2 separate regions of the Homo sapiens genome follow, and region 1 is linked to region 2. Evidence: read pairs that join two places in POLR2A ChIA-PET (ENCODE). Cell type or tissue: HepG2. All regions are shown on one strand. Each heading gives the region's core, and the rest is flanking DNA. Links, peaks and the distances in the headings are about the cores only. Region 1 has its middle 18 kb from the start of ATE1. Region 2 overlaps BTBD16 (BTB domain containing 16).

Region 1 (5,385 bases), core at 87-5,086, 360 kb after region 2:
TTGGGGCTGAAACTGTCAGAAGTACCTTTATATTAACACTGGACAGAGAAGACCATATTGCTATTTCAAATATCACAAACCACTGTTTTTGTATATTATTGCTAGGACAAAGAACTTAGCTTTGATGAGAAAAGTTTTCAAAGTCGGTAAGTACAAGAAAACAAGCAAAAGTTGGTATGTACATTTTAAGTGCAGTTATGTGCAAAGTTATTAGCAAGCAATATAATTTATAAGCTGTCATTAATTTCCAACAACAGCTATCTAACATCTTTCATGATTCTTGACAAAGGTTTACATTTTAAACTGGTAATAAAACTGTATGACAAAAGTTTTTTAAAATTTAATGCAGAAAAATATAGCTGAGAAATATGTTACTTAGGATAGAGAACAGTCATGTTTAAGCATCCTGGAGACCTCTTCTTAATCTGATTAGTTAGTAAATAGGTTCTATGTTTAACAACCTGCGTTATAAATATTTTGTTTTCTTTGGTTTCTCTTAGCAAAATAAGGGAAAGATTTTGTAAGACAGAACTGGAAAAAACAAAAGACTATTTGTCTAGTAAGTATTAATAAAGCTAATTTCTTAAAAAGACAGACTCATAATACTGTTTTATATTTTTCTTTTCTAAGAGGTTCTTATATTGTTTCCATAGCAACATTTATTGAGTTTAGTATACACTAGGCATTACACTATGAACTTAAATGGATTATTTTACTTAGCCTTCCAAACAGTCTTATGAGATAGGTCTTTATTATCCCCTAATCTTAGCAAAGGGACTGAGGCTATGAGAGGTTTCATGACTTGTCAAAGGCCCCAGGAGTAGTTTCAGAGTCAAGATATGTGCCTACATGACTCCAGAGCTCATCATTTTCATCCTTGGGCTATACTTATTCTCAGATAGCTGAATATTCTCTTGCCCAAAATAGCAGGAAAATAATACCTACTGTTCCTCTGCACTCAGCCTCAATCATTCGGAGTCTGTCACCAAAGACTCAGATCCTGTTTGTTGATCCTTCGCTAGTCCCGTTCCACTTCCTCCTCATAGCACCTTGAGTCACTGCCTCATGCTGTTATGACGCCTTTTGCTTCCACCATTGCCCTATCAATTGCCAGCTTTATATACATCTTTGCTCCTCTCTCTCCAACTCTCAGTGTCTGCTCTCCCATGTTCTAATCACTCATTCTCTATTCTGCAAAGCACTGTTTTCCAGACATTAAAGTTTCTGACCCTCTTTCAGACTTTCAGCTACCTACTATTGATCCTTCAGGATGCCTTGGGCTGATTTCTAAGGCAACCAGAAGCAGTCACAAGCTTTTCTGTGTGTCATCGCTATCCTAGACTGAGACTACTGTGAGGCAGTATGTGAAGACATAGTATGGTTGGCAGGGAATGGGCTTCACTCAGTGTAAGCTGGGCTGAATGGTCAGAGAGAGAAGCTAAAAGGGGCTGTGTTTCAACAGGCACAGGCATCCCATCTCAGTGCAGAGAAAACAATGTAAAAGGCAATGAAAGCATCTGATTTGCTTTTCTTTGGCATATATGTTGAGTATTCTCCATGGAAATGGAATCAGTGTAAACCCTTGGAGAGGATGCTGTATGCATATTCACAGTAGTTGGAGGAGGCTGGGTGAGTGGGCAATTGGCTTAGTCATGTGGCCTCATCATCACTTAGCTGGGGTGTCACTCAGCTAAATACTAATGCTGGGGAGGTTTTAGCTTTAACACACTTTAATATATTTTTAGTCACATATTATTTATGTTGATAACTGGTCTTTAAAGATAGGAAGCAGGCCGGGCACAGTGGCTCACGCCTGTAATGCCAGCACTTTGGGAGGCTGAGGCGGGTGGATCACAAGGTCAGGAGTTCGAGACCAGCTTGGGCAATATGGTGAAACCCTGTCTCTACTAAAAAATACAAAAATTAGCCAGGCATGGTGGTGCGTGCATGTAGTCCCAGCAACTCGGGAGGCTGAGGCAGGAGAATCACTTGAACCCGGGAGGCAGAGGCTGAAGTGAGCCAAGATCACGCCACTGTACTCCAGCTGGGGTGACAGAGTGACATTCTGTCTCAAAAAAAAAAAAAAAAAAAAAAAAGGAGGAAGCAGGAAGCAAAAAAGGTACCAGTGTTGAAATGTTGAAATACAAATGAATGAAAATGATTCTGTATATTCACTTCAAGATACTCTCTACCATGTATGCAAGCTGCATTCATCCAAAGTCATCATGTAGCCCAATGAGACATCTCTAGTTCTTTAAAACAAATGTGAAAAGGAGAAAATACAGTAATTAATTACCTGGATTCTTACTTAGGAATTAAATCTGTCCCTCCCAAAATGTGCCATGTGCAGAGAAGTGATTCAGACTGTAGCCCAGCCAGATGTGGTGGTTTATGCCTATAATTCCAGCACTTTGAGAGGCCAAGTGGGAGGGTCACTTGAGCCCACAGGTTCAAGACCATCTTGAGCAACATAGTGAGACTTCTATCTCTACAAAAAAAAATTTAGGCCAGGCTCAATGGCTCATGACTGTAATCCCAGCACTTTGGGAGGCTGAGGCTGGCGGATCACCTGAGGTCGGGAGTTCGAGACCAGCCTGACCAACATGGTGAAACCCTGTCTCTACTAAAAATACAAAATTAGCCGGGCATGGTGGTGCATGCCTATAATCCCAGCTAGTCAGGAGGCTGAGGCAGGAGAATTGCTTGAACCCAGGAGGCAGAGGTTGCAGTGAGCCAAGATTGTGCCATTGCACTCCAGCCTGGGCAACAAGAGCAAAATTCCATCTCAAGAAAAAAGAAAAATTTAAAATTGGCCAGGCTTGGTGGCATGCCTGGGGTCCCAGCTACTTGGGAGGCTGAAGTGGAAGGATTGCTTAAGCCTGGGAGGTCAAGGCTGCAGTGAGCCGTGATTGTGCCACTACACTCCAGCCTGGGCAACAGAGTGAGACTCTGTCTCAAAACAAAAACAAAAACAAAAACAAACACCCAAAATCATATTCATAAATAGTTACAAAAAGTAAATATATGGCCAGGCGCAGTGGCTCACACCTGTAATCCCAGCACTTTGGGAGGCCGAGGTGGGCAGACCATGAGGTCAGGAGTTCGAGAACAGCCCGGCCAATATGGTGAAACCCCATCTCTACTAAAAAATACAAAAATTAGCTGAGCATGGTGATGCGCACCTGTAGTTCCAGCTACTCGGGAGGCTGAGGCAAGAGAACCTCTTGGACCTGGGAGCCGGAGGCTGCCATGAGCCAAGACTGCGCCACTGCACTCCAGCCTGGGCGACAGCATGACACTCTGTCTCCAAAAAAATAGGAAGCAAAAAAAATACCAGTATTGAAGTACAAATGAATGAAAATGATTCTGTCTATTCACTTCAAGATACTCTCTACCATGTATGCAAGCCGCATTCATCCAAAGTCATCGTGTAGCCCATTGAGACATCTCTAGTTCTTTAAAACAAATGTGGGCCAGGCGTGGTGGCTCATGCCTGTAATCCTAGCACTTTGGGAGGCCGAGGTGGGCAGATCATCTGAGGTCAGGAGTTCGAGACCAGTCTGGCCAACATGGTGAGACCCTCAACTCTACTAAAAATACAAAAAGGTAGACAGGCGTGGTGGTGTGCGCCTGTAATCCCAGCTACTTGGGAGGCTGAGGTGCAAGAATTGCTTGAACCTGGGAGGCAGAGGTTGCAATGAGCCAAGACTGCGCCACTGCACTCCAGCCTGGGCAACAGAGCGAGACTCCATCTTAAAAAAAAAATGTGAAAAGGAAAAAATACAGTAATTAATTACCTGGATTCTTAGGAATTAAATCTGTCCCTCCCGAAATGTGCCATGTGCAGAGAAGTAATTGAGACTGTAGCCCAGCCAGATGTGATGATTTATGCCTATAATCCCAGCACTGTGGGAGGCCAAGCGGGAGGGTCACTTGAGCCCAGGGATTCAAGTCCATCCTGAGCAACAGAGTGAGACTTCTATCTCTACAAAAAAAAATTTAGGCCGGGCTCGGTGGTTCACGCCTATAATCCCAGCACTTTGGGCGGCCGAGGCTGGCGGATCACCTGAGGTCGAGGAGTTTGAGACCAGCCTCACCAACATGGAGAAACCTTGTCTCTACTTAAAATACAAAATTAGCGGGGCATGGTGACGCATGCCTGTAATCTCAGCTAGTCAGAAGGCTGAGTAGCCTCCTGTTGGTGAGCCAAGATGGCGCCACTCACTCCAGCCTGGGCAACAGAGTGAGACCCTGTCTAAAAAAAAAAAAAAAAAAAAAAACCCCAAAACCCAAAAAAACAAAACCAAAAAAAACTATAGCCCCCCAAAATAATATTCATAAATAGCTATAAAAGTAAATACATGGCCGGGCGCGGTGGCTCACACCTGTAATCCCAGCACTTTGGGAGGCCGAGGCAGGCGGATCACGAGGTCAGGAGATTGAGACCATCCTGGCTAACATGGTGAAACGCCATCTCTACTAAAAATACAAAATATTAGCGGAGTGTGGTAGTGGGTAGTCCCAGCTACTCAGGAGGCTGAGGCAGGAGAATGGCGTGAACCCAGGAGGCGGAGCTTGCAGTGAGTGGAGATGACACCACTGCACTCCAGCCTGGGCGATGGAGCGAGACTCTGTCTCAAAACAAAACAAAAAATTAGCTAGACGTGGTGGCACGTGCCTGTAGTCCCAGCTACTCAGGAAGCTGAGGCACGAGAATCGCTTGAACCTGGGTGGCAGAAGTCGCAGTGAGCTGAGATCACACCACTGCACTGCAGCCTGGGCAACAAAGTGAGACTCCATCTCAATTAACAAACAAACAAACAATACATGTATTTTATGCTTTAGAAAAGAATTTCAAACATCAGGTCATGTAATGGTTCAAAAGCATTAAATTACGTTTCATTCTACATTTTATATTAACTTGATCTCCAAACCAAACATAACACCATTTTAAAATTGATAAAAACCATGTCACTCAGATTTCAAACTCATGTGATATTAATTCAGCCAAAATTCTTATACATCTATGACCTGACGGGACCATAGGATACCACAAGCCCCTTTCATTCATTGGCTAAGAGTCAGGCATTGTGTGAAGTGCTAAAAGGCAGCCTCTTATTTACCCTCATGTGAAAAAAGAGAAGCCTCTTTTTTGATAAAGAAAAATATGCAGTCCTGAGTGTAAGCCTCCCTTTAAGTAATCAGCTTAAATTAAAATAACACTTATATAAAGAAAATCACACGGACCTAAAATTACTTTTTATTTAAGTACTATGTTGTAAATTGTTTCTCTTTTCTGACAAGAGAAACTAGACCAGAGAAAGAATATTTTTAAGCCAGTAAAATAAACAGAGAACTTTTCTGATAGTAAATCAGGTTGAAACA
Region 2 (5,385 bases), core at 254-5,253:
CCACTCAACTGGGAAATGGCAGAGCTAGGATTTGAATCTCAGCAGCCTGACACTAGGGCCTGTGTTTTCACCCACCCTCTGTGCCCCGCAAAACAATGATCGTCATTTAATGAGCTCTTACTATGTGCCAGGTGTTCCCAAGATGTTTTCTGTAGATTTTTTCATTTAATTCCACACAACCATCCTGCAAAGTTAGGATATAGTCCTTACTTTTATAGATGTAGAAATTGAGATTAACCCTACATTTATTTAAAATTTTAGTGTTTTGTTCATCATGGCATTTTTTGGCATCAATTTTAATTCTAATATATTACACTAAAATAGACTGCATCTCGATGACTAAGTTTTTTCATGCTCCCTTAAATTTCGCACCAAGGTGCCTCACTCACTTCACCTTAGCTCTGGCCATGATTGAGGGCTGAAACCTGAATAACTTATCCAAGGTCACACAATTCTGGGCTCAGACCTGGGTATAGGGCAGGTTAGAATCTCAGTTCCTCACCAGACTGGCTGTGGAACCTCCTGTGAGTTGCTTAACTGCCCCGCAGCTGCAATGTCCTCATCTGTGAAAGTGTGATCACAGCAGCTGCTCAGAGGAGAGTGGTACAGAGTGGATGAGGTGAGTGGATGAGTTTCCTATCGCTCCAATAACAAATTGTCACAAACCAAGTGGTTCGAAACAACACGAATTTATTTTCTCATCATTCTGGAGGTCAGAAGTACCAAACAAGGTAAGATCAAGTTGTCAGCAGAGCTGTGTTCCTTCTAGAGGCTCAAGGGAGAATTGTTTCCTTGCCTTTTCCAGCACCTAGAAGCCACCCACATTCCTTTGCTTATGGCCCTTTTCTCAGTCTTCAAGTCAGCAGTTCAGCATCTTCAAATCTCTCTATGGTTCTGACTCTTTGGCTTCCCTCTTCACATTTACAAGGTCCTTGTGATCACCATGGGCCCACCCAGGTCATCTAGAATAAGCTCCTCATTTTAAAGCCCGCGGACACTATTCACAATAGCAAAGACATGGAATCAACCTAGGTGCCCATCAGTGGTGGACTGGGTAAAGAAACCATGGTACATATACACCATAAAATACTATACAGCCATGAAAAAGAGTGAAGGCATGTCATTTGCAGCAACATGGGTAGAGCTGGAGGCCATTATCCTAAGCAAATTGACACAGGAATAGAAAACTAAATACTGCATGTTCTCACTTGTCAGTGGGAGCTTAAACATTGAGTACACATGGACACCATTAAGGGAACAATAGACACAGGGCCTACCTGATGGTGGTGGGTAGGAAGAGGGCGAGGATTGAAAAACTATGTATAGGGTTGTACTGTTCTGTTGTTGAATTGCTACAAAGAAATATCTGAGACTGGGTAATTTGTAAAGAAAAGAGGTTTACTTGACTCACAGTTCCATGGGCTGTACAGGAAGCATGATGCTGGCATCTGCTTGGCTTCTGGAGAGGCCTCAGGAAACTTACCATCTTGGCAGAAGGTAAAGGGGGAGGAGGATGTCACACAGCCAGAGCAAGAGCAGGAGAGAGCAAGGCAGGAGGTGCCACACCCTTTGAAATGACCAGATCTCAAGGGAACTCACTCACTATCAGGAGAACAGCACCAAGAGGATGGTGCTAAGCCATTAGTGAGAAATCCACCACCATGATCCAATCACCTCTCACCAGGTCCCATCTCCAACACTGGGGATTACAATTCAATGTGAGATTTGGTGGGGACACACATCTAAACTATATCAAGGATATTATACTGATCACCTGGGTGACAAAATTATCTGTACACCAAATCCCTGTGACATGCAATTTACTCATGTACAACCTGCACATGTACCCCTGAACCTAAAATGAAAGTTGGAAAGAAAGAAAAGAATCAGCTGATTACTGACCTTAGTTCCATCTGCAGCCTTAGTTTCCTTTGCCATACAACCCAACATATTCACAGGTTCCAGCCAGTGAGATGTGGACATCTGTGGGGCCATCATTCTACTGACTGCATACATACAAAGTGCTTAGTACAGTGCCTGGCACATCATGACATGCTCAGCGGATGGAAGCTCTTATGGATATGTGGCAGGGTCAGGTCCTAGCTCCAGAGCCTGTGCAGTACCTGCTGCAGCATGAGGCCTCTCCTCCATAAATGAGCATTGCCAAAGAATAGCTGCTGGCCAGGCGCAGTGGCTCACACCTGTAATCCCAGCACTTTGGGAGGCCGAGGCGGGCAGATCACGAGGTCAGGAGATCAAGACCATCTTGGCTAACATGATGAAACCCCGTCTCTACTAAAAATACAAAAAATTATCCGGGCATGGTGGCAGGCGCCTGAGTCCCAGCTACTCAGGAGGCTGAGGCAGGAGAATGGCGTGAACCTGGGAGGCAGAGCTTGCAGTGAGCAGAGATCACGCCACTGCACTCCAGCCTGGGCGACATAGGGAGACTCTGTCTCAAAAAAAAAAAAAAAAAAAAAAGAATACCTGCTACCCCGTAATGTCAGCTCTGTAAGTGTGGCTATCTCCCAACCCCCTTCTCTAGTAGCCTCTGATGGTTATCTATGGAGCCATTTCAACATTTCTTAAACCCGTTGACATTTTCAGTCTCTGACCATGGACATTGCACCCTGGCCTTAAAATACATCACCGCTTCCACATTCAACCACTCTATGTGGTTATGGTGGGTGGCACCAAAGACAAACCGTGACTCTAAAGGACAATGAAAATGTCACCCACCTCTCATGCTATTTCTGAACAGAGTAAAACTGTCTCTTTCCTCTCCTTTGGTTTTCAGGCCACCTACAAATGCATGGACTTTGACTCTGGCCAGACAGGACCAAGTTTGTCACCATCTGGCAATCATCGTGAGGCCGGAAGGGGAGACTCTCCTCAGAGCACTTGGTATGATGTCCCTGTGAAGAACTTTGTCAGCTGGGCTGGCGAAGTGGTGTGATTTCCAGTGTAGACTCCACACCTGAGGTCCTCAAGCCCAGAAGGCCCTTTGAGGTCTCACTAAAGAGGGGCTAGCAGCAACATGGGGGAGTCCTTGGGAGCTCCACGAATCAGAATCCTGGTTCTATTATTTATGAAGCATAATTATTAAAGTAAATTCCTCTGTCTTTAGGTCAATATCAGACCTGAAAGTATTCGTTTGTGCAACAGATAACCACACCAAAGACATTCACACACCTTTTCATTTACCTAAGAGCTCTGATGGCCTCAATCAAGACAGAACCCACAGGGACTTGAACCTCCCTCTATGGGCTGTACCATGTGTGTTTACTGGCACTCGCTAGCAGCCATTGGAATGTAAATGGTAATTGTTCTTTAGGGGAAAAAAATGCTTTTCATAAGACACTGTCCTCTATTTTTCACTGAGAAAATTATATATAAACAATAAAAGTCCTCTTTCGTATGTAGACCATAGAGAAAGCCATGACCATGTGAGTAAGATATGAACAAGGATGCCCACTGCTCCATCGCTTGTCACAGCAAACAAACAAAACAAAACAAAACAAAAGGCCATTAGGAAGGGAGTGAAAAGAGATCGTTGTGCATTCATTCAATAGAACCCTTTACAATTAAAATTTTAAATGCTCATTAGATATGCAAATATCAACATGGAGAGAACACAACACACGATGTAAGTGAATAAGTTGCAGAACGTTACAATCACGATGAGAACATGTATTTCAAGTTTAAATCTTTTAAAGCAATATTATTCATGTGGTAAGAGTAAAATTACATAGATTAAATCTGCACAAGTTCCTAACAGTGGTTTAATTGTCTTTAGGAGGGGAAGGAGGCAGAAATGAGGAAGGGAATGGGACTGGGAGGGAAACATAGGCGACTTCTGCTTCATTGGAAATGTTTGATTTCTCAATTTAAGACAAAATATTAATATTCGTTCATTTGGGGAGATGAGTACAATTGTGTTTTGTATTATAATTCTACCTTTATACTTTTTTTTCAGAAACTACAAGGAGATATACTTTTTTTAACAGTAAAAATATTAATATTCCTATTGTTCTTGACCATCAATAAGGAAAAAGAAGGCCTCATGCAGAGCACGTCAGTGAGCTGGTAATGACCACAGGCTTTAGGCCACTCAGACGTGGGTTCAAATCCCAACTCTCATGTTGCATGAGGAGACCTTCAGCTGATCCCGTCATTTCCTATCATCTCTATTCCACAGGCAAGAAACACCAACAGTATCCATCTCATTAGGTTGCTATAGGAATCAGTCTGGGTAACTCACTCAGAATATTCTCTATACAACAACAACTGTATATAGCTGAATAATTGGTGGGTATTGTTAGTGTTAGCTAAAAAAGCATTGGATTCAGGAACTATTATATTTGAGATGGGTGCCCAGGGGTGTCCCAGACACCCATAGGAACCTTGTCCCATGCTGGAGGGCAAAGCCATGGGACAGATGCAACAAGGAGGACATGCATAGCTCTTCTTAGGGAATTCCTGAGACCTCGAGACTTCTCGGGTTATAGGCGGGAAGTCAGGGAGAATTGGAGACACAGGGATACAGTGCCCCTGGTCGCAAGGTAGTCTTTTGTTGAGATGGGAGCTAGACAGTGCTCTGAGGTCTCCATCCTCCTAAGTCCATGAGCAGCTTGGCTTCCAGAAAAACAGAACTTGGAATGAAAGCTTCTTAATATTAGAGTTAGCAGAACAGTGTAACCCAACAGTGACCTATAAGAAGAAAATTAACTGGAAACCAAATGCCAGGCAAATAAATTTAGACTGGAGGCCCAGGAGGTCAGGAAAACTGTTGCATATTTTACCCCAGGTGGTTTACAAAATGGAAAGCAAAAGCTGAAGGAAGATGAGCTCGAGGGACTTCAGATGGAGACGGCTGAATGGCCCAGAAGCTGCAGCATCTGCTGAGAAATGGACGTTGTTCCAAACACATGTGACCACAAACAGGGAATTGGCCCCACAGCTGGAGGGGCTGATAAGTCAAGCCAAGGGCCACTCCACCCCTGACCTTGGAGTCTGCATTTCCACACATCCCACTCCGGGGCCACGTGACTCCTTGGGACCACTCGGTTCTCACTATGTCCTTTTAGTTGCTGGTAGCCTTGGCCTCCATGACCAACGACGAGGGGTGCAGCACACAGGGCAAGACGTGGACTTTGGAGCCAGTGGAGGCCCTGCCCTGCCCATCGTTAGCCCTCTTATATCAGGGATAATAACTGTGACCACCACGTGGGGTGGTGGGGATAGAAAGGGAGAGTGCACATAGCACACAGCACACACCAAAATGTTAGTTGGAGAAAGGTGCATTCTGAAACAGCTGTGGGTCATGGTGCCAAATCCACCGGCCAGCAGCCTGAAACTCACAAGCACCCTAATATGAGAAGCCCT

The links. Peaks named below come from ENCODE experiments on the same cell type or tissue, not always from the same donor. Only the 100,000 strongest peaks of a DNase experiment are listed, where the experiment ranks them.
Region 1: POLR2A ChIA-PET joins it to region 2 with 7 read pairs; 2 of 35 experiments call an interaction of 5 or more read pairs at or near these places.

The regions. Positions count from the first base shown.
Region 1 is chr10:121,943,791-121,949,175 of GRCh38, reverse strand. It overlaps the pseudogene ATE1OSP. Among named protein-coding and RNA genes, the nearest start is that of ATE1, 18 kb to the right of the region's middle. In HepG2, for the core only: no CTCF peak of the experiment used is centred there; no DNase peak of the experiment used is centred there.
Region 2 is chr10:122,301,647-122,307,031 of GRCh38, reverse strand. All of the region lies in intron 9 of BTBD16 (BTB domain containing 16), which reads right to left. Among named protein-coding and RNA genes, the nearest start is that of BTBD16, 33 kb to the right of the region's middle. In HepG2, for the core only: no CTCF peak of the experiment used is centred there; DNase peaks (open chromatin) are centred at 2,621 and 3,211.